Regions from separate parts of the Mus musculus genome. Here all the other regions are linked to region 2. A link is a loop called in an ENCODE intact Hi-C map of the cell type or tissue named here. Cell type or tissue: heart. All regions are shown on one strand. Region 1 holds the start of Cavin3 (caveolae associated 3). Region 2 holds the start of Rrp8 (ribosomal RNA processing 8, methyltransferase, homolog (yeast)). Region 3 has its middle 6.4 kb from the start of Dchs1. Region 4 holds the start of Trim3 (tripartite motif-containing 3). Region 5 holds the start of Arfip2 (ADP-ribosylation factor interacting protein 2).

Region 1 (5,000 bases), 250 kb after region 2:
GCCATCTGCCTGTAGAGAAGGCCACCGGCCCTAGCTCTCCCAGAGGCCTTCATGATTGCAGAGTCCTCTTACCTTCAAAGCATAGCTAAAAAAGCCCCTCTCCTTCCTTGTGTCTGCCTTTTCCTCCTGGGACCTGGAAGTCCCACTTGTACCTTCTGCCCAGCAATTGGGCCCTGGCCTTCTTTATTGACAAATGAAGAACCAATTAGGAAACTAGAGATTAGAATCAGAACCTCCCGTTACAAAGACCCGCCTGCTTCTACCTCAATTCTTTTTAAAAGTAAATCACAGAAATTAGGGGTTGGGAAGATGACTCAGTAGTTAAGAGTGTTTGTTGTTCTTCCAGGGGACCCAGGTTCTATGCCAGGACCCATACTGGGTTGCTCACAACCACCTGTAACTTCACCTCCAATAGTAGCTAATGCTGTTGGCTCTGTGGGCACCTGCACTCATATGCACACACCCACACCCATACACCAAATATTTGTAAAAATGCTAAAAAAAAAACCATAAGAAATTAGAAAGATCACTCTTTTTCTTCAATTATCTTCATTGTAGGGGAACTCTGCTCCTTACCTAGGAGAATGGCTGACAAAGAACTTGGGCAGACAGGCCGTGCTGGGTCCCCTCTCATCTACTATAGTCAGACCACACCCCTTTGTCTAACCCCATTTCTGTGTAGCTCTCCAGTCTTCATTAACTTAAGCATACAACAGTTTTCCTTTGTGTCTTCCCTTTGGAATGTCTGTGCCATGTAAAACCTCTATTACTTAGACTTGCTATGCCATTTCCATCTCCCTGTGCAGCCAGGGAGAGTCTTAATCTTTCAGATGTGCCATTCTTAGTTCCAGATTTACAGGTGTATAACCAAGCTCATTTAAACCTGACTGTGGTTTTAAGAGCGCCAGCCACGAACTGGTGATAGGCATCACATTTTGAACATCTAGAGCTAGAACGGACCAGACAGTGATGTATGGTTGGGTAGAATTGGTCACTAAAGCTTTTCTCAACCTTATTTATGTATGTAGTCTTTTGGACGACCCAAGACAATTGTGTGTCTAAGCTGGAGAGATAGCTCAGCCAATAAGAGTACTTGAGGCTCTTACATAGGACAGGAATCCTATTTTTAGCACCCACATTGGATACCTCAGAGTGGCCAATAACCACAGTTTGAGGGCATCTGACACCTTCTGATATCCATAGGTCTTTGCACATGCATGTGCACACATTCATGCACACACACATATACATAAATAAATAAAAACATCTAAAAGATTTCCAAGTTGTTGGGCTGGGGTATGGCTTAGTGGCAGAATACTTGTCTAGCGTGTTTGAGGGTTTGGGTTTGATCCTTAACGCTGTGCCTTTTCAGCCAACTAATGGGGCAGTCAATGAACACCTATAACTTCAACACTCAGGTGTCTGAGACAGGAAGATTTTGAGTTTGAGGCCTGGGTTACACAATGAGTCCCTATCTCAAAAACACAGAAACAGGGTCAAAGATGTAGCTCCGTTGAAGATGTTGACCAGTGTGCATAGGAGCCTGAGTTCGATTTCCAGCACCAGCATAAAGTAGGTTTGGTGGCACACAACTGTTATCTCAGCCGTTGGGTGGCAGAAGCAAGAACAGACATTCAAGACCATCCTTGGCTGAACAGTGAGTTCAGGGCCTCCCTGAATGACATGAAACCCCGCTCAAACTCTTTGTGTTCTTTTGTCAGGCTCAGATGGCTCTGCTAATATCGGGTCCAAGATGAGCAAATCAAACTCTAACATAAAAACAAAGTTTTCACAACCAGAACTCAGGAATCAACCTTTATGTAGTGATTTTCCACTCTAACACTCACTATGTAGTTCATCATGGTCTCCAATTGGTGATTTTCCTACCTCAATATGTATCACCATATCTAGCTACTGCAGCATTTCAAATCCTCACACTCACCAATTTCGGAGACGGGATTGAAGGCATTACGCAGGAACCACAGCCAATCTCCATTAAAACGGACAAACCAGTACTTATTCTAACTCATGGCTGAGCTATCCTCCAGGAATCCAAAGAAGAACAACGCAGTCCAGTAGGAAGAAATAGCAATAAACGAAGCCAGAGGCTAAACCTGGAAAATATCAGAGGATGCCCCGCCCAGCCCGCCTAGACACAAAGCCCTGCCTTGGGCCTAGGCAGTCTTGGGTCTGAGGCAGAACATTCCAAACTTTACAGGCCTCCGCCCAGCGTTGGGGCTCAGCAGCTTTGACGGCTTAGGCTATGCCTTTAACACCCCTGCCTTCCACCCCCACCCCCTTCTCTGATCACTAGATAGATAAATGAAATTTTCAGTGGTTTGCCTTTTGCTGTGAAGAACACAGGCCTGAAAGAAGCCCACCAGGAAAATGGGGGAAAAGGAGCACAAACTCAGAAAAGAGGTGCCTCTGGGCAGGACTGTCTTACTCGCAGATCCCGGGGCGGAGCCTTCGAAAGAGCCCCCTTTGGACATTCCGCCCCCTTGCTCGGCCTCCTCCTTTTCCCACCGCGGAAGATGCCAACTCCCGCCCGGCTGAGTCACGGCCTGAACTAGGGGAGGAGGCGGGGAAAGGCAGCCCCAGCCCAGATCGCAGCCATCGGTCTCAGGGAGAGCAGGCCCGGTGGTCAGAGATCATGGGGGAGAGCGCACTGGAGCCCGGACCTGTGCCTGAGACGCCCGCAGGGGGTCCGGTGCACGCAGTCACCGTGGTGACCTTGCTGGAGAAATTGGCCACCATGCTGGAGGCTCTGCGGGAGCGGCAAGGCGGCCTGGCTGAGAGGCAGGGCGGCCTGGCGGGCTCCGTGCGTCGCATACAGAGTGGCCTGGGTGCGCTGAGTCGCAGCCACGACACCACCAGCAACACACTGACGCAGCTGCTGGCCAAGGCGGAGCGCGTGGGCTCGCACGCCGACGCAGCCCAGGAGCGGGCCGTGCGTCGCGCTGCTCAGGTGCAGCGGTTGGAGGCCAACCACGGGCTGCTGGTGGCGCGCGGGAAGCTGCACGTCCTGCTCTTCAAGGTCAGTGACCTCAGGCATCCCTCTCCCGCCCCCAACCCTCGCCTCTAGGTTACCACCGAGGGAAGGACTCCTGCCACCCACCCGTCCGCATCTCCACATTCCTGACCCAGCGTGCTGCCCTCACTTGTGGAAGACTCTCAGAGCCGCACCCACTTTCTCACAACAGCGACCTTATCCCTTTCTCACTCCCAGCCTGGCCAACCCACGCCCTCCCTAACTCAGGCCAGTCTGCGGATTTGGTCAGTCGCACCCACATGGAACTAACTGTTAGGTGTTACTCTGCCTCCTCCAAGCGCCTATACAGCTGTTACACTCTACACGGTTTCATCCACTTTGCAAACTTGCAAGGTCCACTTTCCCCCTCTTTGCTCATCTCTCTGCTCCTCCATCCTCCCCATCCCCCATCTTCCCATTCCTCTATTTTGGCCCCAATTCCTAGTGCAGATGCAAAGGGTGGAGTAGCTTCCCTTGGCGGGCGGGCAAGAGAGTTTCAGGCTGGTCCTGGCTAAGTGCCAGGGTCAAATCAGAGAATCAAAAGCTGTGTCATCACATTTAGGAGGAGACTGAAATTCCAGCCCGCGCCTTCCAGAAAGTCCCAGAGCTCTTGGGTCCGGAGGACCAGTTGGTGCTGGGCCCAGATCAGCCAGAGGATGAAGTTGGAGAGAGTTCTGAAGAGGAGCCAGTGGAGTCCAGGGCTCAGCGGCTGCGCCGCACTGGTTTACAGAAAGTTCAAAGCCTGAAAAGGGCTCTTTCCAGTCGTAAAGCAGCACAGCCCACACCAGTCAAGCCGCCACGCGTAGGGCCTGTCCGGAGCTCTGAAGGCCCATCAGAAGGCCAGCCTGCAGCTCAGCCTGAAATGGAGTCCGAGCTCGAGACTGCCCTGGAGCCAGAACCTCCTCAACCTACCAAGGAAGATCCTGAGAAACCCGTGCTTCAAATAGAGAGCGCAGCCTGATCCCTGGGGCTGCCTGTCCCATTCGGTGCTTAAGCCTTGTCCCAAAATAAGTACTTATAGAGTGCAGCACTTACATCCAAATAAGGAGAGAATCCTGCATCCACTGCCCAGCTCCAAAGCTTCCTTCCTGGCTTTCCAGTCTGAACCCTGTGTCCTCTGACAGAGGAGCTTTCAGCCTAATTTAGGTTCACCACCAATAAAAGCAATTTTCTCTAACCCAGACTCAATGAGAAAGGGCGAGCGACAATGCGCATGGCTTGGGGAAGGAATGGGCTGAATGACAAACGTTCTCACTTTTCACCGAATCCTGGGTCCTCCATTGGCACGGAGAAATATTGGCCACTTACTGCTTAAATACATTCCTCTTGGGGACACATAAGTACAACTTTGGGGCCCGGCCTGGGGCGGGGCAGTATGCAGTTCTTTGAAGAAAACGCCCTAGTTAATGTCAGCTAATGCACTCTTCCTACTTCTGGTGTCTGACACTCACAGACAGCTCACACCATTGGGTTGGGGTGCATTTAGAAAGCAATCCAAAAACAGCCCTTGGTCTACTTTCCTTCTGCCAACAAAACAAAACAAAGCACACAAAGCACTCATTGTTTTCAAAACCAAATGAGTAATCTGATAGGTTGAGAGAATCCAGGCCTCCTAGAATCGAGCATCTCTCACAATGAGTGTGACGAACTGACTGTGTCTTCATGTCAATGCATAAAATAAAAAAAAAATAGGACCTCCATGTTTTTTAGATCTTGTTAGGGTTTGAATCTGAAAGGTTCCCTGAAGGCTCATTGTTGGGAGCTTGCTAGCTTTCTGTGTGTGTGTATGTGTGTGTGTGTGTGTTAGAATGGCTTGTGATCTAATCAATGGAGTATGCCCTTGATTTATCCATAGTATGTCAGTCTTATTGGGAGACAGAGAAAAGAAGGAGGTTAGACTTAGTTGGAGAAAGCAGACAGATGGATGCTATGCCTGCTGCCACAATCTGCCTCATTTCAGGCCAAAAGC
Region 2 (5,000 bases):
TCCTGGCTTGGTCAACTAGAATCCCCCAACAGCTGAAGGAAGTATGTAGCTTTAAATAATTGTTCCTCTAGTTTGCCCTCATCTGTTAAACTCAGCAAAGGCTTTTCCCGGATATAAGTCTATCCCTTGCTATCACTCTTGTCTCCCAGATTTCACATGTTCTGACTGAACAACTTCCAGAAGTCTGTGGCCTCCAAGCAAGCCCAAGCTTGAGGACGGTCACCTCAGGGCCTGGATCTCTATCTCAAGAAAGCTTTCAGGGAGTTAACCACCTCCAGCACCCACGCCCTGTCCCCTCAAGCCACCATAGCTTTCTGGTTTCCCTAATGATATCCTTCACCTTTTGACAGCAAGGAGTCTTCCAAGATGCCACTCCTACTGGACAACAGCCTAAACTTCTATTTTCTTACCAACAAAACAGGACAGCTTAGTTTTTACCAGAGCACACAAGTTATGTGGGAAAAAATGAAACAAATAACCTTGAATCTAGCAGAGAAATAACATACAGCCTAATGAAAGCTAGTGAAACCTAGCCTAGGACCAAAGATGATCCTTCCCAACCTAAAAAAAAAAAAAAAAAAAAAATACACTCTTATAGTCAGATACAGTGGCAACAAATGGGAATCCCAGCACTCAGGAGATTGAGGCAGTAGGATGGAGAGCTGGAGGCCATTCTGAATTACATGACACCCTGTCTCCAAAAGCAAACCAAAAACTACGAACTAAACTCTCAACACTGCACTTGTTGCTTCTGTTATCAGCCAGTATTTCAGAAAGTGTTCATAGTATCTGTTTCCTCACCTCCCATTCACTTTTCTCCCTGAGAAGCCTGCCATCTCTAGCGTGTAGATTATGTCTGATTCAAAGACTCTAGCAGCAACCACAAGTGGTTCCTTATGTGAAGGAACCCACTGTAATGCACTTTCCTGTTACTGTTCTGCAATAGCATTCAAAAGATCAAATTCATCCTAAATGTAAGTGAAATGAGACTTTTTAAATGCTCATCCATGCTCTTTAACTTCTCAGTAGCCTACAATTAACCACTCTTCTTTTATTAAAACATCCATTCTCTAATCTTAATCCATTTCTTATTTCTTATTCTGATGGTTGTTCCCTGTCAGCCAGGCTTCTCAACCTCTGCCTTTATTTTCTACTCTTCTAAGGTACTACATTCCACATTATAGAGTCTTCAGATACCATTTAAATGCTATTTGTGGCATCTTGGTCTCCCAATCCGACCTCCTGAACTTTAAATCTGCATGACTAACAACCTGCCAAGCGTTTCCAAGTCACTGTAGTGTCACCAAAACTGTGGCCAGTCCATAATGGAACCTCAGCAACTGCCAAGTATCCAAGTACCCAAACCTCCTTTTAAACCCCAGGTCATCTTTGACAACCCCTTCACATCCCATACCAACTCAATTACTTCATCCTTATGATTTTAGGGCTCTCACCCCAACCCTGTCTCAATTCTTGTATCCAAAACATCACTTTAAGGCAATTGCGTCCAGGGTGACGCCTGACAAATGGGTACTCTCATCACTACATAAGCTTCAGAACTTTAGACCTCTAATATCCTTTCCCACTTCTACCCAACGCTCTAGGGCGCAGAAACTCATCCTCCAGCTACATGTAATTCCAGACAATTTTCTGGCACTCAGGTCTGCCTCTGACATGAGTTCATAGAGGCTGCAAAGTTCCCGGGAACCGGATTGTGAAACTTAGTTTAAAAAAAAAAAAAAAAAAAACAAACCCAACTCCGACAGCTTCCTCTGTGTAGACGTTCCTCCATCAACAGGCTTTGCTTACTACTACTACTCCTTACACTGGATAGCAAAGTCAGCCGCCCCCGCCAGACATGAGCACCCCGAGTAGCGGAGAGAGGACTTGTAGCCGTCTCACTCGCCAACGCTTCAGCTCACCCCTGATTGAGGTCGTTCTCTGTGTTGTCCAGCCACAAGCGCACCGCCACCGCGTTGCCCTCCCGGCACTGAGTGAAAATGTCGTCCATAGCAGCGTCCCGGCACAGAGACCCCGGGACTGGGGAAGCCTCGGGGGACTGAGGGAGAACAGAGACAAGAGAATGACTCTCTGTGTGAGTTCCCTCAGGACAGAGGTGTCAGTGCTGGGATGGGGAGCGTCGCGAGAGGGACAGTGGTTGTCTATGAAGGGCTTCGGGCAGCGGACGACCCCTTGGCTCGAGGAGCAGGAGGGTCTGGGGGTGTAGGGTAGACTTTGCTAGTTTCCCGAGTTGGTGTCAGCCGGCTCTGAGCCCCGGCCCTCGAGCAAGGCTTGGGGGTGGGGGAAGGGACCCAAGCTGCAAACACCCGGGGGAGGGGACAGGGGTCCTTGCCCGGCGGCCCCGGCTCAGAACTGCTGCAGAGATCGCAGAGACGGGTTTGCAAGACAGCGTGGGGTAGGGCGCGGAGCTACCCACACTCACCGGGACTCGGGCCGCAGGCGCCTTCTCCGGGGGAACTCCCGTCCGGCCGCGCCCGCCGCCCGGCCCCGCCCCGGCCCGCCCCGGCCAGCTCGGGCCAGCGCGGGCCGCGGTCCCTCCCTTCCGACCTCCTACTGCCTCTCTAGCTCGCCAGCGGCTACGCTCTATGGTGCTCTGCTCCGCGAAGGCCGCTCTAGCTACCACAGAATTTCACTCGGTGGCTTCCGGCCCGGTTTGGTCCGACTCCAGCCCTAGGATTCCCTGACGCGCGCTGCACGTGGGCCAGAGCGTAGGCTCCTCCGGCCCTGCGGGCTACGGGTGGTATGTTCGAAGAGCCCGAATGGGTGGAGGCGGCCCCAGCCATCGTGGGCCTAGGGGCCGCGACAGCACAGGTTAGGCCGGCGACTGCCCCGCCAGTCAAGGTGAGCGGCCCTGCACTGGGCTGTTTGAAGGAGGTGAAGCCTACCCTCCGGGGGTCGTATTGGTTAGAGGGAGAGCCTGAATGCTATCGTGGATCGGGGTGGTGAGGGAGTTAGTTATGATCTGAAGATCCGGATAGTCCAAATAGGAATGCGGGATTCGGAGCGTGGAGCGTGGAGCGCAGAGCTTGAAAAGTTTAAGTTTTTTGTACACTAAGGGTAGAAATCAGTAGAGTTGTTTTAGCAGTGGAGTGGCTTCTCCAAGTTTTCTCTCACCTGGCATCACTTTATATACTGAGGATCGATTCCAGGGCTTCAGCGTGGTAGATAAGCATTTATTACTGAGCTGAATCCGTAGTCTTGAAAGGATTTTTAGAGGATTTTTAGTGGCAGTGTAGAAAGTATATTAGAGTAAAGGCAAGTGACTGGGAGGTTATCAGAATTACTATTCAAAAGAGGCTCAAGGTAAGGGTCTAGCTGAGGACAAGCAGCAGGACTTGAACCCCAAATCAGCTTCACGGAAAGCAGGCCTTTTCCTTTGAACCTCATCAGATATGAGGGTTTCAGTATCCCCTTGGGGTGTTCCTGACCTTCAGTTAGCCCAGGATGTTCTGCTCATTTCTGTAGTCCATTTCTGCTTGTCTGTGTGCAGCTTCTCTCTACTGCAGTTAGGAACTTTTTTTTTTTTTTTTTTTTTTTTCGAGACAGGGTTTCTCTGTGTAGCCCTGGCTGTCCTGGAACTCACTCTGTAGACCAGTCTGGCCTCGAACTCAGAAATCCGCTTGCCTCTGCCTCCCAAGTGCTGGGATTAAAGGTGTGTACCACCACTGCTGGCCAGTTAGGAACATTTTTAATAGACATGTGTGACACTGCCCTTCCTGTTTCAAAACAAAAAAAACAAACAAACAAAAAACCCTCTGCTGCTCCTAGAATGCTGTCAGTGGGAGGCAAAGATGGCTGCTGTCTTGCCTTGGTCCTGTTGTTTGTGTGCTTATCACATTCCTCTAAGGAAATCAACAGGCAATCCTTTACACGCTTAGAAAAGTAGGATGGGAACACTTTCTGCCCTCCAGTTTCCCAGAGGGTGGGATTGCAGCCTGAATGTTCTGGGCTTGGCTGACTTCACAGCAAACTTGTTAACTTTGGATGGGAAGAACGACCAGTAGCTGAAGCCCATCTCTCCTTTCTTAGTCTCCAGGCCTCGTCCATTCTCACACACACTCTCATCCCTTGTTTGCCTCCAGGGACGCAAGCGCCGCCATCTCTTGGCCACATTACGGGCTCTGGAAGCAGCATCTCTCTCCCAACAAACCCCCAGCCTACCTGGCAGTGACTCTGAGGAGGAGGAGGAGGTAGGAAGGAAGAAGAGACACCTCCAAAGGCCCTCACTTGCCAGCGTCTCAAAGGAAGTAGGGAAGAAAAGAAAAGGGAAATGTCAGAAACAGGCGCCATCCATCAGTGACTCTGAGGGGAAAGAAATAAGAAGAAAATGCCACAGACAAGCTCCTCCTCTTGGTGGGGTCTCTGCTGGAGAAGAAAAAGGAAAGAGAAAATGCCAGGAATATTCCTCTTTACACCTAACCCAGCCCCTGGACAGTGTTGACCAAACAGGTATCAGTATGTGTGAATATGGGGGTGGGGAGGCTGTGAACTGACTGCATAGATGATAAAGGTCTTTCTTTCTCTTACATAAACACACACGCACGCACACGGGTTGGATGGTAAGAGGCACTTTTATCCAGGCTACAGACTCTGTCTTAAGGACAAGGGAGTAGCCAGGATGACTTGCTATGCCTCTGAATTTAGGGGACCAAACCTCAAATGCCTTCTCATCTCCCTCTCTGCAGTTCACAATTCCAGGACGAGTACTGCTACAATTGACCCATCCAAGCCAAGCCCTGAGTCTATGTCACCTAACTCCTCACACACCCTGAGCCGCAAGCAGTGGCGGAACCGGCAGAAAAATAAGCGGAGACACAAGAACAAATTTCGGCCACTCCAGACACCAGAGCAGGCTCCTCCCAAGGCTTCCATAGAGGAGACTGAGGTGCCTCCTGTCCCAAAGTCAGATAGTCAAGAGTCTAGAGCTGGAGCCCTGCGAGCACGCATGACACAACGCCTGGATGGGGCCCGATTTCGCT
Region 3 (5,000 bases), 57 kb before region 2:
CTTTTTTAAACTAATGGATTTGAGATTTAGCCCAGTTGGTAGGTAACATACTGGCAAGCAGAAAGTCCTGTGTTCAGTCTTCTAGCAGTGCAAAAATTGGGCACGTACATCTGTAGTTCTAGCACTTGGGGGTGGAGAATCCTAAGTTGAAGGTGTCTGTGTCAACAACAAGAAATATAAATAATCCTTACAACTCAATGGGCAAAGGGTTTAGATAGGCACGTATCTTAACAAACCAATCGCTGACAAGAGAAGAACTGAGATCCCCACCGGCATCTCACTACGAACTAGGAAAAAGAAAAATCAATCTCTCCTGCTTCCAGTAGGGGGACGAGAAAAGCAATGACTTTAAAATTCACCCAGACCTCTCCTTTCACAAAGGCCCTGACCTCAGGGGGACTTGCTTTCTCTGTCATGATCCACTTGGGCTCCACTGAATCCCACCCAACATGAAGGAAAAGAAATATCTACTTTTAATTCTCTTTAGCTTTCCTGTCTGTCTAAGATGTGAGGGGTATGGATGGAGCTGAGCTTCGACAGGATCAGTCACAGCCCCAGAACACAGGCTCACTAAAAGACTGACACATCACTGTCAGACTCCAGGGTGCTTCTTTGTCCTTCACACGCCCTCTTCATATTATCAGGGTCCCTGAATAATAGCAGGAATTTAGGTTTAAAGGGACTTCAATCCTTGGACCCTATTTAAGAAAGAGTCTCTAGGAAAACCCCCAACAACAGAGAGGGCACAAACAAGAAAAAGAGTGTAATCTCATCACAACAGCCATTGGAAACAGTATGCTGGGCCTAAGTTCTCCCCAAATAGGCATTAAAAGCCTCACATTGAAGGTGACCTTGGTTCCTTATGGGTACATCATGGCAGTTTTAACAAAACATTACAAGGCATGATAAAGTTTGTTTTTTTTTAAATGGTCTTATAAAACAACACAGAACCAAGCATAGATATGACACAGAGTTTTTTAAATTATCAGACTCAGGGTTTTAAATGGCTATGGTTGTCTGCTAAAGGAGCAAATAAAAAGTGTAGACAGCTAAGCAGCAAAAGTAAAATCTGGGCTGCAGAGATGACTCAGTTGGTAAAATGCTTGTGGAGTAGGCATGAAGACCTGAGTTCAAACTCCCAACACCCACACAAAAGATGGATATAACAGAATCAACAGCTATTACGATATCTTAGAACAGTTACACTAATGAGTCTATATCAGAATTTAGATCACTAATTTTATCCCTTTCTCTAGTAACTGCTTAAGGACCAGCCCACAGAAATAGAATAAGGTAAGTTTTCTGGTCATGTTTACATGGCTATTAAAATGTTTGTGTGTATATCTGTGTGCACATGCCCATGTGTATGTAGTTGCTTTGGTGTGAACCTGTGTGTGAAGGCCAGCAAATAACTTCAGGTGTTGTTTGTCAGATGCCATACACTTTTCTTGTTTTTTTTTTAAGATTTATTTATTTTTAAAGATTTATTTATTATTATATCTAAGTACACTGTAACTATCTTCAGACACACCAAAAGAGGGCATTGGATCTCATTATGGATTGTTGTGAGCCACCATGTGGTTGCTGGGATTTGAACTCAGGACCTTTGGAAGAAATGTCAGTGCTCTTAACCACTGATTTATTTATTTTTATGTGCATTATGTACTGCCTGAATGTATGGCTCTGCAGCATGTGCATGCAGTATCCACAGAAGAGGAACTGGAATTAGAAACCATATAGGTGCTAGGAGTTGGACCCTGGTCCTCTGGAAGAGCAGCAAGTTCTCTTAATTGCTGAACCATCTCTCCAGCCTTTTATTTTATATATTCTATATATAAAGAATCACAAGGTTCAATTCTGACCTAAGCTGCATAACAAGCAAGACCTTATCTCAAAAAAAAAAAAACTTTTATATACCACACACAAACACACACACACACACACACACACACAAAGTAATAAAGAAAAAAAAACAAATTATTATGTTGAAAATATTTTGAAAGAATGCTCTCCCCAGCTGTTTATAAAATCCTGTACACTTGAGTCATTGCACAATTGTGGAGTAAAATACACAAGAAAATCCCATTCCCAAAAGTTATAATTTCAAAGTAAGGAAAAACTTAGAATACACTGAAACTTGGCCTGCTGTGGCAAAATGACTTCAGTAAAACAGCTGCAAATAAATTAAAAACTAAATAGATTGAATTGAATTGAATTAAACTTCAAACAACACTGATACTGAGTAGAAGTCTTCAAAATTTGCTTAAATGAACCCCACCTTGCAAATTGTTGTAAATTTTACACATAATTAAGAGAAATAAAATTTTGGTAAATTGACAGAATTGGTCATTTCTAACAAATTGGCCGCTCCGTGAACTAACATTCACACAACTGGCTATCCTTACTTCCCATCCCAGAGGACCGAAGTCTCTCTCTTCTCCACATTTAAGCTCCCCACCTGTGTTCTAGATTCCATGTCCTGCTTTCTCTGGCTTTGGCTCTGTGGGAGAGAACCGGGAGCTTCCTTTCTTTGTCCCTAGAGTCTCTACAGGGAGCTGAATGCCTTCAAAGCCTGGAAAACATTCTTGCTCTTGAAAGACTTCAACTTAAGCAGTGCTGGGGTTGGGCTATTTTCCAATACTGCTCACTTCCTCCGGGCCCAGGCTTCACTGAGACTCTCCGATGACTCGTGACTCCTTCGGAAATGGTCTGAGTGGGGATGAAGGCACAGAGCGGACAAATTCTAAGCCTGATGTTACCTAGTGCCCCTTCTCCTTAAGAAATGACAAATGTGTGGAGGAGGCCATGAGAATCGCCTGCAGCGCTGTCACTCTGGAAACGTGTGCACAAGGCAGGCCTTCCTGTCATCCTTCCTTTCCTCTTTGGTCATCTGCACTTATTCTCCTTTTCCCTCAACTGTTTTCCCAACAGTTTGCTCTTCCCACCGTGGACTCACTGCCTGCTCTGAAACCTCCATTTCATGGCGGCAAAGTCTTACCAGTCCATTTTGTAGCCCCACCACCAACTTCCTTCCACTTCATGGCAAAGGGACTATATTGTTGCTCAAGTCCACCATTTTTGCACCCTCCTTCACACCTCTTAGGATGAGAAGGAAGGATCTATCCTCCAAGCCCAAGTAAAGCCAACTATTTCTCCATCCTCATCCTCAACCTTTGTGAGTCTGCCATCTTACTACACACGCCTCTCCCATTCCTGGCGAGGGCATGAAATGACCCTCCATCTTCCTCAGCAGAGACTTCAGGTGAGTGACATGTAATCTTCTCTTGCCAACATCAACTCCCTAGTCCTTTAGCTCTGAAAGGCCACAAGTCATTCTTCTTTAAAATAAATAAATAAATAAATAAATAAATAAATAAATAAATAAAGTCTTGGGACTGGAGAGATGGTTTAACTGTTGAGAGCAATGTTGTTCCCCCAGAGGACCAGGGTTCGATTCCCAGCACCCACTTGGAAACTCACAATCTGGAACTCCAGCTCCAGCACCCTTACACAGACACACACACACACACACAGGAGAAACACTGATGGACATAAAATAAAAATAGAAAATCATTTTAAAAATTAAATTGTCTTGTTCCTTCAAAACTTTCTTTGAAATTTAGAACATATTGTCTCCCTCATTCCACATTTCCCACAAAATCCAAACTCTTCTCAGTAAGGATGACAGATTAAATCCAATGGCCTCAAATTCCTGCCCCGCCCCCACCTTGTGCCTTGTACCTTCATTTGTGCACTCATCTGCACCTTCCCCCATGATCTCCTTTAGCTTTAAAGTCAGGAACATTTCTCTTCAACAAAAAACAAGCCTTCCTTGTTATCATGTGACTCTTTGACTATAATTCCACAGTCACTCCTTTCCTGGGATATGGCGACTACTACTTTATCCCAGTGACCAAGTGATCAGTAGAGACACTATGTTGGTATCACGTACTCACTGGTAGGATGGAGTAAGACCTTTGTCTCTGTGGTATTCACTCACCATAGTCTATTCCTACGAAAATCCTTTAAGTTTAGGAAAATTCTACAAAAATGTCAGAGCTGTGCTATGGAACCATCAAGGAGAGAAAGAGAGAGAGAGAGAGAGAGAGTCATAGACCAGAGGAAACTGAACATGATGACTATACGCAATGTGGTATTCTAAATTGAATCCTGGGATAGAAAAAAGTCATTAGTGGAAAAACTGGTGAAATCAGAACAAAGTCTGGTGTTCAGTTAATGACGATGTACCAATGTTAGCCAATGTTAATTAGAGGAAGCTGGGTGAAGAGTATACAGAAACTCCCAGGACTATGCTTGCAAGTTTTCTGTAAGTCTAACATTATTCCAGAATAAAAAGGTTGTATAAAAGAAAATTAGGAGGGGGAAATGAAGCCAGTAAGTAAAACACAAAGCCATGAAAAGCATGAACTAGACACAGAGTCTCAGTAACATTTCATGTTTGGGCTCTGGAAGTGAGGTTTAGTTACCTTATTTCCTAAGCTCTTGCAAATTGCGTTCTTTGAACATGCAATTAGCTATTTGCAAGAGAGAAGGGGGTACAGAGAGGAGATCGTTGAAGGTCAAATATAAAGACTTAGACATACAAGTCAACACTGGACCACTAAGCTACACGCTGCATCCCAAAACCTTAGCTATTTTAGACAGATCCTCAGGCAGGCTAACCGCATACTAATGACCCTTCTGCCTCAGTCTCCTTCCTGAGTTCTAGGATTAGAAGCATATGCATCCTGTACACAACTAACTCTACACTCTCATGCACAGTCATTATTGTTTTATCTCCATTCCATCCTTACATTACAGTACCTTGTCACCTTTACATCCTCTCCTTTAGTCACCTAGGTCATCAGCTGTCCCACACTCCTCTACGGGAGAGCTGGAAGATGCACTTACTGTGGTATTTTTATTCTGTTGACAATGCTCATTCTAGTAGATGTTTCTTTCCTGTGCTCCTAGGAAATTACGCTGGACAGTGCTCTCTT
Region 4 (5,000 bases), 100 kb after region 2:
GCAGCTCTTCTTGGGCTCCTCTGGGCCAATAGTGTTGCCTCCAGTACCCTTTGTTCCCTCCTCAATGTGTGTCCATTGCAGAGAAGGGGACTGGGACCAAAGGGGTGGGGATAATGGGGAGCTGCATTTGTGGCCCTGCATCTGAATGGGCCCTCCCCTCATCCACCCACCCAGTTGAACTGTGCTTAGAACCCCAGAAGACTGGGTTCTAGCACTAGGAATAAACCTTTCATAAAAGCAGGCCCAGTGAGGTCAATTTGTGGGGGACTAGAGGAGGGTGGATTGGTAAGAAATGCCCAGTAATCTTGCATTCAGTTCCTATGAATTCAGAAGAGCTGCAGCTAAGTTTGAGAAGCTGCCGAAGGCCTGATGCCCCTCACTTTCAGAGCCAACGCTTTATTTTTCTCTTCCCGTTAGCACCAAGGCAATCTATGTGTCTGAAGAGCATAGGGTCCAGAGGGGGTTGGGCCGGCTAACCATCATGCATTCAATCATACAGCCGATGTTTACTGAGTGCTTTTATTTGCCAGGCACTGCGTTAGGCCCTGGGGAAACATCAGTGAATAAAACGCAGTCCCTGCTCACAGTGCTTAAGGCCTAGTGGGGGATAGAGACAAGTAACCAGGCAACTACAATACAATGAGAAATGCTAGGATACAAGATGCAGTGGGAGCACCAGATAAGGGGCATCTAGCTTAGACTGAGGTAGGGATGGCGATGCCAGTTTAAAAGCTGAGATCTGAAAAGTAAGTAGCGAACAGCTGAGGAAGAAAGGCCAATGCTCATAAAGTCTGAATAAGAATTCAGTCCAGAATGAAAAATTAAGTGGGTGAGAGACAAGAGGCAGACTTGATCTTTGGAGAAATGGAACTAAGAAACCTCTTAGAGGTCTGGCAGCACGGGAGAAGCGAAGTGTAGAGAACATACTTCCTGGACTATTGGGTAGCCTAGTGACCCTTGCTTGTCACTCTAAGCATGAACCCTGCCTGAGCTCCTTCACATCCAGTGAGTAGCTACCGCAGAGATAAAGGCATTCTCACCGCACCTGCTGCAACCTGCACTGCTCTTGTTGAAGTCAAACCTTAATTGTATAAGAAATCACAAGAAAACTCCCAGCAGCACTTTAGACAGGGCTTGAGTGCGGTCAACTACAGGTCCAAAGACAACTGCAGACTTCTTCAGCATTCTGTCCCCTCTAGAGGGTGGAGAAAGGGGACCAACCCAGTCAGCAGGTTCCCACAGCACAGGGTGCACACCACTCTGACTTGACTCTTTGTCAGTGATAACTGCAATCCCCAGCCAGGCTTCTGGGGCTTTAATTAGCCTTTATGTAGTCAGCTGTCTGCCTTGATTATTAGAGGTGCTGGTTCTCTTATTAGCCCCCTACTTTATGGGCCACTGAGGATTTTTGTTGTAAGGGCATTGAATCTTCAAATGGTTGGAGACAGAACCTGAAAGCAGAGCCCAAACATGGCTCCACCATTTTCTAGCTGATTAGGATTAATGCCTGGGGAACATAAGCTCGCTCCGCTCCTTCCGTTGTAAAGCTGCTAATAAAAGCAGCTACCGATTACGGTTATGCGTATTAAATGAGATAATGTATGTAAAGTGATTAGCTCTGTCTGGCACGTAATAAACACTCAGTCCCTGTTAATGTACAGTTTTTATTGTATTGTACCTAGGCTGTTTTTCCATAATGCAATGATTCTGAGAATTGCTCTGGGTCTTTGGTGTAAGGAAGGAGTCGCGCTGGATGGTCTAAACCAAATTTCCTCAGGCGGCACCTGAGGAACCTAAAACCGAAAAGAAGTCTCCCACTTGGCCTGCAAACCCCTTCTCCTAGAGTTCTGGGTTGAGGTACAGGTGGTCCCCCTCCCTCTTGCTCAGTGGAAACCAAACTAGCAGATTTCACAGGAGCCTCCGGGAAAGCCCAGGAAGGAGCGACCAGAAGCAGCAGGAACGGACTCTCGGAGTACTAAAGCTGGTTCTAGCTGCTTTTACTTGAAGGCATCAAGTGCCACTATCAGACCTCAGCTACTCACCCTCGCCCTTAGGCCTCGTGAGCCAGAGGCAGCAGGCGAGGATCCCGGATCTAGGATCTAGGATCCGGGATCCGCTTGCCAGCTCCAAACCGCACCGCAGAGGGAGAGCCAAGAGCCGCAAGGGCGGAGGGGCTGGCGGGCGTGGTCTGAGAGGTGGGGGCGTGGTTGGGGCGGGCCTTCGGCTCCGGAGTCGCCCCCTCCCCCGACCGGTCCGCAGCCCCGCCCCGGCCCCTCCCTCCGGCCTGTGCGACGGGTCCAGCGGCAGCGGCGCCGGCGCGGGGACAGACGGAGGCGCGGGACGTGGGGCGGCGCCGCGGGCAGGGCCGGGCGGACGGGCGCTGGCAGCGGGGGCAGCGCTGCGGGCCGCTCCGAGTGGCTGCAGTCCGGGCCTTGCCCTCCCATCCTGCTCCCACGCCGTGAGTGCGCCGCGCGGGCCCCAAGGGTGCGTCTGGTCCACCTGTGTATCGGGGTGCGGGTCCTGGTGCTAGCGGCGGTGTGTGGGTCCGAGCGTCTTTGGGTGGGGGCGCGGATGCTTTTCAAAAGCTGTTCCTGTCTCTGTCCACGTGAGGCGTGTCCGTGTCTGTGAGAGCAGCGGGGGATTCTTTGGGCTGTGGCTGCTCACGTGAGGTCCGTGTTTGCGGGCTGTGTGGTGGGGGGAGGCGCGGGTGGATGGGTGATGGTTCATTTTAGGAGCGCGGGTTTTGGGAGTCTCTGTGTTGGCGGAGGGTACCGAAAGCTGCGGCCGATGGTGTTGGGGGTGGGTGGGTGGGGTTGCTGATTGGCACTCTGGAATCTTGTGGCCCCGCTCGTCCAAAGGGTTCCTTTCTCCTGAGTGCAGACTCCTCCACCCCTGCTCCCTTCTCCGTCCTCCTTAGGCACCAAGAAGCCCACCAGCCAGGATGGAGGACATCCTTCCTCCACTGCGGGCACTGCTTGCTGGACAGGAAGCTTCCTGCAGAGGCTGTGTCTTGTAGGAAAGGACCCCTCTAGTTCTCCCTTAGCCTGGGCCCTGACTGGAGGACTCCTGTCCCCTCCCTGGTTTCCACCTCCTTCCCCCTGCACTTGGTTTCAGAACCTGGGCCACAAATCTGCAGGGACAGATGGTTGCAGGTTGGAAGGGCAGGCTGCACCCCAGGGAGGTCATTCTGACTTCAAAAAAAAAAAAAAAAAAAAAAAAAAAGGCAGGCCCTGTGCATGTTCCTGGTGTGGGAGTCCTATGCGGACCGCTAAAACCCAGGACTTGCTCCAGAGGGAAGATCTGAGATTCCAGGGTGGATGCAGTGATTATCCAGGTCTCCAGACATACTGTGCAGCGTATCAGTGCCTATCTCCTAGGCAGGGGTCTGGTTTGCTGCAGAATGGGAATGTGAGCGGCAGGCCTGACAGGTGCCCTGCCTCTCTCGGCTTGGATGCCTCCAGTGATATTACCTCTTAACTGCTTAGACTGTGGGAAGCTACCTTGTGTTATAGAGGTCTCTCTCCTTGGAATTTTGTTCCTTTGTCTTGTCTCTGCTTTTGATTTTGCTTCTCTTTGCTGAGAGGAACCTGCAGAGTTTAAACATAACTCTTCTGTCACCAGCATCTATTGAGTACTTTCTATATGGTAGTTACCAGCTCAACTGCTTAGGGGACAGTGGCATTTCTGCTCATGGAACTTGAGAAAAAAAAGAACCATAGGTGGGATAGTATCGCCTTTGTTCAGAAGATATGTGATTGCTATAGAGGAGAGTCCTGAGAGTGAATGCCAAGGTGACAATCTCAGAAAACATTTATTTTGGAAAGCAAGAGGAGGGGTCGCCTGTGAGCACTCTCTAACATGCCTAACCATGTGATGGAAGTTAGCAGTCAAATCATCAAAGTAGTTTGTATTAGGATCTAGTCATGGCACATTGCAGTCTGAAGGAGCCTTGATTTTTGAAAACAAGACCATCCTCTTCCTCCCATTTTACAAATATGGGTATGGGGTAAAAAGTTGCTTAGATATTATCTTGTGTGGTAGAGTTAGTGACAGGACTAGATCCTAAATTTCATGGCTTAAAGAAATACGTTTTGAATTAAAATGGAATTACATCACTTTGCCTCCCCCCTTCCCTCCCTCCAGCCTCTCCCAGTTATGCTCCTACTAACCCTTCCCATGCTCACCTTTAAGTTGATGGCCTCGTTTTCTTTGATTATTATTGTCAATATGTGTGTGTGTGAATGCATGCACAAGTGTAGAGTCATGGAGACCCCAGCCCTAATGGATACATCTCTTGACTTTTTAAACTTGAGCAAATTGTTTGCATCAAGGTTACATCAACCTTGTATGCGGAGGTGAGAGAAAAGTCCAAGTTGAGATGACTTGGGTTCTGGCTGATGAGGCCCGGGGATGGCTGCATCTTTTATAGAGAGGAGAGGCAGAGCAGGAGGAGAAGGTCAGGAGGAAGGGAGTTTAGTTTGGAACTATTCCTGTTCATCATCCAGGCTAAGATGTCTTGAAGGGCAATTAGATGTATATGTCTTGAGTTCAAAGGAGCCTTTCAGCATAAGGCTTTGGAGCTTGTTAGAATGGAGTAAGAATTAAGACTGTGGCAAATAATGAGATTACCCAGGCAGAGTATGTAAACAGAGAAGAGACCCTGAAACAAAACCCTATGAACTAAACATGTAAGAAATGGGCAGTGTGGGGGCGGGGGCACGAGTGAGGGACTTAGATCGTGAAACCATGGAACTCAGTCTGTTTGCAAATGTTTCATATTTCTGTTCTTTCATGAAGTTTTCCCAAGGTACCTATCAAACTCAGGATCCAGTTCAAACATCTCTTCCTTGTTTTCATTCTCCACCAAGTTAGAATCATCCTGCTATAGCATTTTGAACATGTCAGTCTCATGGTCCTTATCACCTTGTCATTATGTATGTGCGTGTCAGTGTCCCACAGGTAACAAAGTAGGGAGCCACTTGATCCAACTTTGTGTGTCT
Region 5 (5,000 bases), 96 kb after region 2:
GAGTAAGTATGATAAATTTATACAAAATAACTCAACAGACACGATTTAGAGAAACAGCCTGCTGTAGTGCAAAGAATATCAGGCTTAATGTTCCAGCTGCACTTTATTGGTAGAGTCTTGATCTAACAGTGCAGACTGCTTCCAAACTTACAATTCTTGCCCTGTTAAGGATTACAGGCATGTATAACAAGCCTTGGAGCAAGATCTGCCTCTCAATATGGAATCAACTAAGATTTTCAACTTTTTGGCTGGCCAACACTTGGGAGGTAGAGGCAGAAGGACCAGGAGTTCAAGGTCATCTTTAGTTACAATTTCCAGGTCAGCCTTGGGTACATGAGACCACATCTCTAAATAAATAAATAAATAAATAAATAAATAAATAGATGCCTATTTCTGACCTATAGGTGGGGGGTAGGACAGCAAATCTGCTCTGCAAATCTGCTCTGTGAATAGTTGGTTTTGACGAGGAATTTAATTCCTCTGTTTAAAAAAAAGAAAAAAGAAAAAAGAAAGCTGGTCACCTGATGCAATACTGGAAGGGAAGGGATGGGATGGAATTACGGGAAGCAGTGAAGAGGAAGTGGGGAGCTTAGTTGTTACAAGTTCCTGCCTGCTGCCCTGAAGATGCTGTCCTAGATCAGCACCACAGACCTGGCCTAGCTGCTCAGCCCTGCCTGTGACATTGGGGCAAAGAGCAAGTGGCTCTTTCTATGCTCAGTGTCCAGAAGCCATTGAGCACTAAGAATGGTTTATAGCCTGACATTAAAAAAAAAAAAAAAAAAAAAGTTCTTGCCTGGCAAGCACAAGTACTTGTGCTCCATCTCCTGTAAAACAGTAATAAATGCAGACCCCATGCTGTCGCTTGCCCTGCAGGCTGTCATCCTTGAAGCCCCACAAGGTGGTACATGCCACATCCTCCTTCCTTCCCCATCTCCACACTAGGAATGAAGTCACAGAACCGGCAGCTGCCAGGAAAGGACTCCTCCTGAATACACATGTGAATCCCACAAGAGGGGGTGGGGAGTAATGAAACAAGAATAGAGAAGCTGGCATCAGAGCAGTTACAGTGAGACTAGTGTAAGGCACAGGGTAGAGAGCTGAAACTAGATTAGACAAGCAGTCAAACCCGAAGAGGAGGGGCACAGATGGCATTTAACCATCCCTCCCTAACACCATCTCCCTCTCCCTCGAGTTCTCTTCCTGAGGTTTGACCAATGCTGCCTTCCTGACTGACTCTGAAGACAAGAAAGCACTTCTTTGTTTAAAGTCTTTATTGCTAATTTCACAAAGGCAGGAAGTACTAAGAGAGTAAATTGGGGAAATGGTCAACATTCCTGAATTCTTAGAGGCTTGTCTTTGTTCTGTTGTCACTGACCTCCTAGGAAGCAGTGGCTAAAGCCTAAGGGGGTAGAGTTTTCTTCCTGCTTTTGTTGTTTGGTTTTACCTTCTTCCCCTAGGTTCACAGCAATTCTTTTTGACAGCTGAAAATAAAAACTAGTTATGAGTCAATGTATATTCAGGTCCTTGAGTTAGTCCCAAGGACAGCCACTGAGAGCTCTCCTTTTGGAACCAATTTCCCATTGCTATTACTAACCTTAAAGCTCTACCCATAATCCCTGCTTTTGCTGGGGTGCTGGGAATGCTGAATTTGTCCTTCTACACATAAGAAGGCACTACATCAACCTCCAGGGCTAAAGGCAGTACACATGCACTAGATGACAGAATAAAGGCTGGTACCCATAGACAAATAACCAGACTGTAAAAACGGGTTTATTGGCTCCAAGAAAAGGAGCAACAGCACCCAGCTTTCAAGCTCAATCTCTCTGTACACATTTAGATAAGCCCAAGGTCCATAGAGGAGCCCATCCAAGCACCTTCTCTCCAGGGGCCAGGGACGGCTAGCTGCCTGATGGCGAGTCTCTGGTCTGTTCTGCAGGAATACCTGGCGCGGCCGAGGCAGCCTCGTAGTCCGCGATGCGGCGCTGGACCAGGGCGGGCATGAGGTGCACGTAAGCGGCCATGAGGCGGTGGTTAGAATGGATGAGTTTCCCAGCACAGCTGTGCAGGCAGGCCTCCTGGAAGGAAGACGGAGGGAAGTAGAAACTAAAAGGGGTCCAGTCAAGCCCGCCTCCTTCCTTCCCGGTCCCCAGCCTAGGAGTGAGGTCAAGAAAGAGGGAGAAGATGGGGGGCTGGGGGAGGGTGTCACGTCACGTTGTCAACTCTGGGACCCCCACACTGTCTCCACCTCCTCAGCGTCCAGAGCTCGGTGGTGCAGGCTGGGCACACAGCGCTGGAAACACAGTTCTGTCATCCGATTGTAGACCAACAGGAAGTCTCGCAACTGAGAGAAAAGGGAACCACGACTTCACCACCGCTAAGGCTCCCCGGGATGCACAGCCCGTCTCCCCCTCGGGTTCTTGCGTGTACCCCTGGAAACAAACTGCACGTCTAACCCAGAGAGCAACTGCGCTCTCACTCACGTTTCTCAGTTGCTGCTGCTGCTGCTCCATCACGCCAAGGGCGCACAGCCCTAGTCACTTCCGCCCGTGGCGGGGTGGCAGGGTGGCGCGGGGTTGGGGGGGCGGAGGGGGGAGGTTAGAGCTCTCAGAGTCGCCCCGGAAGTAAACTCTCACTACTCCCCAAGAGCTTGAAGGCGTAGCTCCAGGCTCGTCCTGCCCACAACTGCAAACGTCACTTCCGCCCTTTTTCTCTGCGACGTGGCCGGCTTCTTCTGCCCAGAGAGCATGTCACTTCCGCCAAATCTCTGACCTGCTGCTAGGATCGCGACGAGAACTGGAACCCGAGGTCCCCGCGCGGTCCGGGCCTCGCGCCCTGAGGGGAAGAGCGGCCCGGCCCAGGTGAGAAGGACATACTTGGACGAAGGGAAGTTGAACGCACGAACCTGTACTGAGGGCAAAATGCCCTGAGCCCTTGGCAAGGATGAGGACACACCTGATGCCCAGGTGTATGGGGGTGGGGGGAGCCCCTCACATCTGGGAGGCTTCAGCTGACTTTGGAAGGGATTGCCCGTGTCCTGGGAAAGAGAGCCTTTCACCTGACACCAGGAACATTCACTAACTGCTTCAACCAAGGCCTGCTGGGGAGGGCCTAAGGGAGTCAGGTGCATGAGATGGAGAAAGGAAGAGCCCAGACCGGCTGAAGGAAGAGGGGAAGGAACACCAAAGAATGTGAAAGACCAGGATTGTAGAGCATGCCTGAGTGGCAAGTGAGAGTCTGAGCCTAGGAAAGGGTTCTGGTAAACATTGCCTCTGCAGGGTTAAGTTCCCAGAGAGCATAGACCTCCCCTCTGGTCCTCACTGCTATAATCCCATTGCCTCAGTATCTCACTCATAATAGACACTCACTAGATAGTTGTTGAATGACTGAATGCATGAATGGTTACTGAAGGCGAGGTAGGGGGGTTATGAGAAGACACCCGAGGCTTTGGTATGCATGCATCTGTAGAGATAATGTCCTCAGAAGAGAAGAAACACACAAACTCAAGGAAAGCCGTGGTGGCTGATCCCAGGACACCCAAGCCCAAAGACAACCCCTGAAACCTCTGAGAACACAGGGAAGGCCTCCTTGTTCTGGAGTGCTGGCCAGTTTCCAGAATTGTCTGTGTTGGGCTTTACAGCGTGCTGGGGTGGAGACCTTGACTCCAGTCCCTTCCCTAGCCATGACGGACGGGATTCTAGGGAAGGCAGCCACAATGGAGATTCCCATCCACGGAAATGGCGAAGCTGGGCAGCTTCCTGAAGACGATGGGCTGGAGCAGGTGCTTCTGTTTGATTCTTCTCATTGTTTTGTTATACATTCCTGACTTATAAACCTTTAATTTCCCCTGTCCCGGTAGCCTTCAGTTAACTAAACTCCTTCATACTTTTCAAATCTTCTTTATGGTTCTGTACAGACTTTACTATGCACTGTCTCCGTCCCCAAAATGTTTCATCCATCCCTGTGTTCCTGAGGTGCCCCCCTCTTCTCTGACCTATAGGACCTCCAGCAGGTGATGGTGTCAGGACCCAACCTCAATGAAACTAGCATTGTGTCTGGTGGCTATGGGGGCTCTGGTGACGGACTCATCCCCACAGGTATGAATGATAGAGATAGGCTTGAGGGGTGGGGTGTTGAGACAGTTTGCAGGCACATAGACACATACAGGAAAGCTTGACTCCTGGACTGGAGAGCTTGCGAACTGCTGGTGTGAAGTTCATAGACAGTCCAGTCCCAGGCCAGCTCCCAGAGTTGCCCATCTGCCTCCCACTGGCCAGTCAGTCTCGAAGATAATCTCACTCGTCTTCTCCTCCTTGCCGCCACCATCTGAGCCAAGTTAAGACCTTAAGGTTATGAGCACTCAGGAGCTTAAGGCCAGTTTGGAGCTTTGTGAGGCTTCTCAGAGTTTCATTTTAGACTCTTTTACTGGCTAGAATTCTACCTAGAAATATAAGCCAACTTCTCTGTTTTTCTGTGTTCACCATCTTTGATCCTGCCAATCGCACATGTCATGTTTGCTTCTATTCCCGCTTATCTCGTACACCAACAACACTCCTACCCTACTCCAAGAATGCCAGATACATACATTGAATTGATTTGGTTGTCAGGACATGAGTCCTTGTTCCCCCTAGTGACCAGAAGAATGCAGTTGTCTGTCTAGATAGTCCTTCTTCAGAGAGGTCATTTCGTGTGTTTGGGGGGGTGGGGGGGAGGAGTGAGCCACAGAAGTGTATGGTTTTATCTAAGAGAAACTGGTGTCAGAGAACTTGGTCCTTTAGGGTCTGGCCGACATCCATCTCACAGCACGTCACCCTCTGGCCCTGGTGACGAGGTGGCCCGGGGCATCGCTGGAGAAAAGTTTGACATCGTCAAGAAATGGGGCATCAACACATATAAGGTAAGATTCAAGTGCTTCTCCTCAGAAATTCTCCGTGGGGACCTTTTCCCTTTCCCCAGGTCTTACTGTGTAGTCTTTGCTATGACTAAGAGAACGGGGGTGCTGG

Evidence for each region. Hi-C counts contacts between places; a loop is a spot of excess contacts. Peaks named below come from ENCODE experiments on the same cell type or tissue, not always from the same donor. Only the 100,000 strongest peaks of a DNase experiment are listed, where the experiment ranks them.
Region 1: a loop joins it to region 2, with 4 times the contacts of the local background. A loop is called at or near these places in 2 of 42 quality-filtered maps.
Region 3: it touches region 2 in a loop (2.4-fold over the local background); 12 of 42 quality-filtered maps call a loop at or near these places.
Region 4: a loop joins it to region 2, with 5 times the contacts of the local background. A loop is called at or near these places in 21 of 42 quality-filtered maps.
Region 5: a loop joins it to region 2, with 3 times the contacts of the local background. A loop is called at or near these places in 24 of 42 quality-filtered maps.

What each region holds. Positions count from the first base shown.
Region 1 is chr7:105,479,813-105,484,812 of GRCm38, reverse strand. Cavin3 (caveolae associated 3) reads left to right here and starts at 2,616. Exons shown (of 2, transcript NM_028444.1): 1 at 2,616-3,037; 2 at 3,594-4,197. The coding sequence starts at 2,654. The coding sequence ends at 3,992. It overlaps Gm36847 (a long non-coding RNA gene), which reads right to left and starts at 2,014. Exons shown (of 3, transcript XR_378395.4): 1 at 1,943-2,014. In heart, no CTCF peak of the experiment used is centred here; DNase peaks (open chromatin) are centred at 2,202, 2,552, 3,402, 3,662 and 1 weaker place; H3K4me3 peaks cover 2,406 bases; H3K27ac peaks cover 2,851 bases.
Region 2 is chr7:105,734,160-105,739,159 of GRCm38, reverse strand. It overlaps Rrp8 (ribosomal RNA processing 8, methyltransferase, homolog (yeast)), which reads left to right and starts at 2,576. Exons shown (of 7, transcript NM_025897.2): 1 at 2,576-2,862; 2 at 4,104-4,470; 3 at 4,707-5,000. The coding sequence starts at 2,764. Ilk (integrin linked kinase) reads right to left here and starts at 2,570. Exons shown (of 13, transcript NM_001161724.1): 1 at 2,444-2,570; 2 at 1,923-2,059. The coding sequence starts at 2,011. In heart, no CTCF peak of the experiment used is centred here; DNase peaks (open chromatin) are centred at 1,969 and 2,519; H3K4me3 peaks cover 3,945 bases; H3K27ac peaks cover 3,560 bases.
Region 3 is chr7:105,791,485-105,796,484 of GRCm38, reverse strand. No RefSeq gene overlaps it. Among named protein-coding and RNA genes, the nearest start is that of Dchs1, 6.4 kb to the right of the region's middle. In heart, a CTCF peak has its summit at 336; a DNase peak (open chromatin) is centred at 2,574; H3K27me3 peaks cover 471 bases.
Region 4 is chr7:105,630,861-105,635,860 of GRCm38, reverse strand. Trim3 (tripartite motif-containing 3) reads left to right here and starts at 2,290. Exons shown (of 12, transcript NM_001285870.1): 1 at 2,290-2,484. Arfip2 (ADP-ribosylation factor interacting protein 2) reads left to right here. Exons shown (of 8, transcript NM_029802.4): 8 at 1-1,660. In heart, no CTCF peak of the experiment used is centred here; DNase peaks (open chromatin) are centred at 2,200 and 3,060; H3K4me3 peaks cover 2,387 bases; H3K27ac peaks cover 1,819 bases.
Region 5 is chr7:105,638,103-105,643,102 of GRCm38, reverse strand. It overlaps Arfip2 (ADP-ribosylation factor interacting protein 2), which reads left to right and starts at 2,687. Exons shown (of 8, transcript NM_029802.4): 1 at 2,687-2,858; 2 at 3,638-3,778; 3 at 3,998-4,094; 4 at 4,776-4,894. The coding sequence starts at 3,680. Timm10b (translocase of inner mitochondrial membrane 10B) reads right to left here and starts at 2,658. Exons shown (of 3, transcript NM_019502.3): 1 at 2,481-2,658; 2 at 2,246-2,341; 3 at 1,257-2,075. The coding sequence starts at 2,510. The coding sequence ends at 1,899. It overlaps Gm22504 (a small nucleolar RNA gene), which reads left to right and starts at 627; the gene lies at 627-765. In heart, no CTCF peak of the experiment used is centred here; DNase peaks (open chromatin) are centred at 2,702 and 3,602; H3K4me3 peaks cover 2,595 bases; H3K27ac peaks cover 2,415 bases.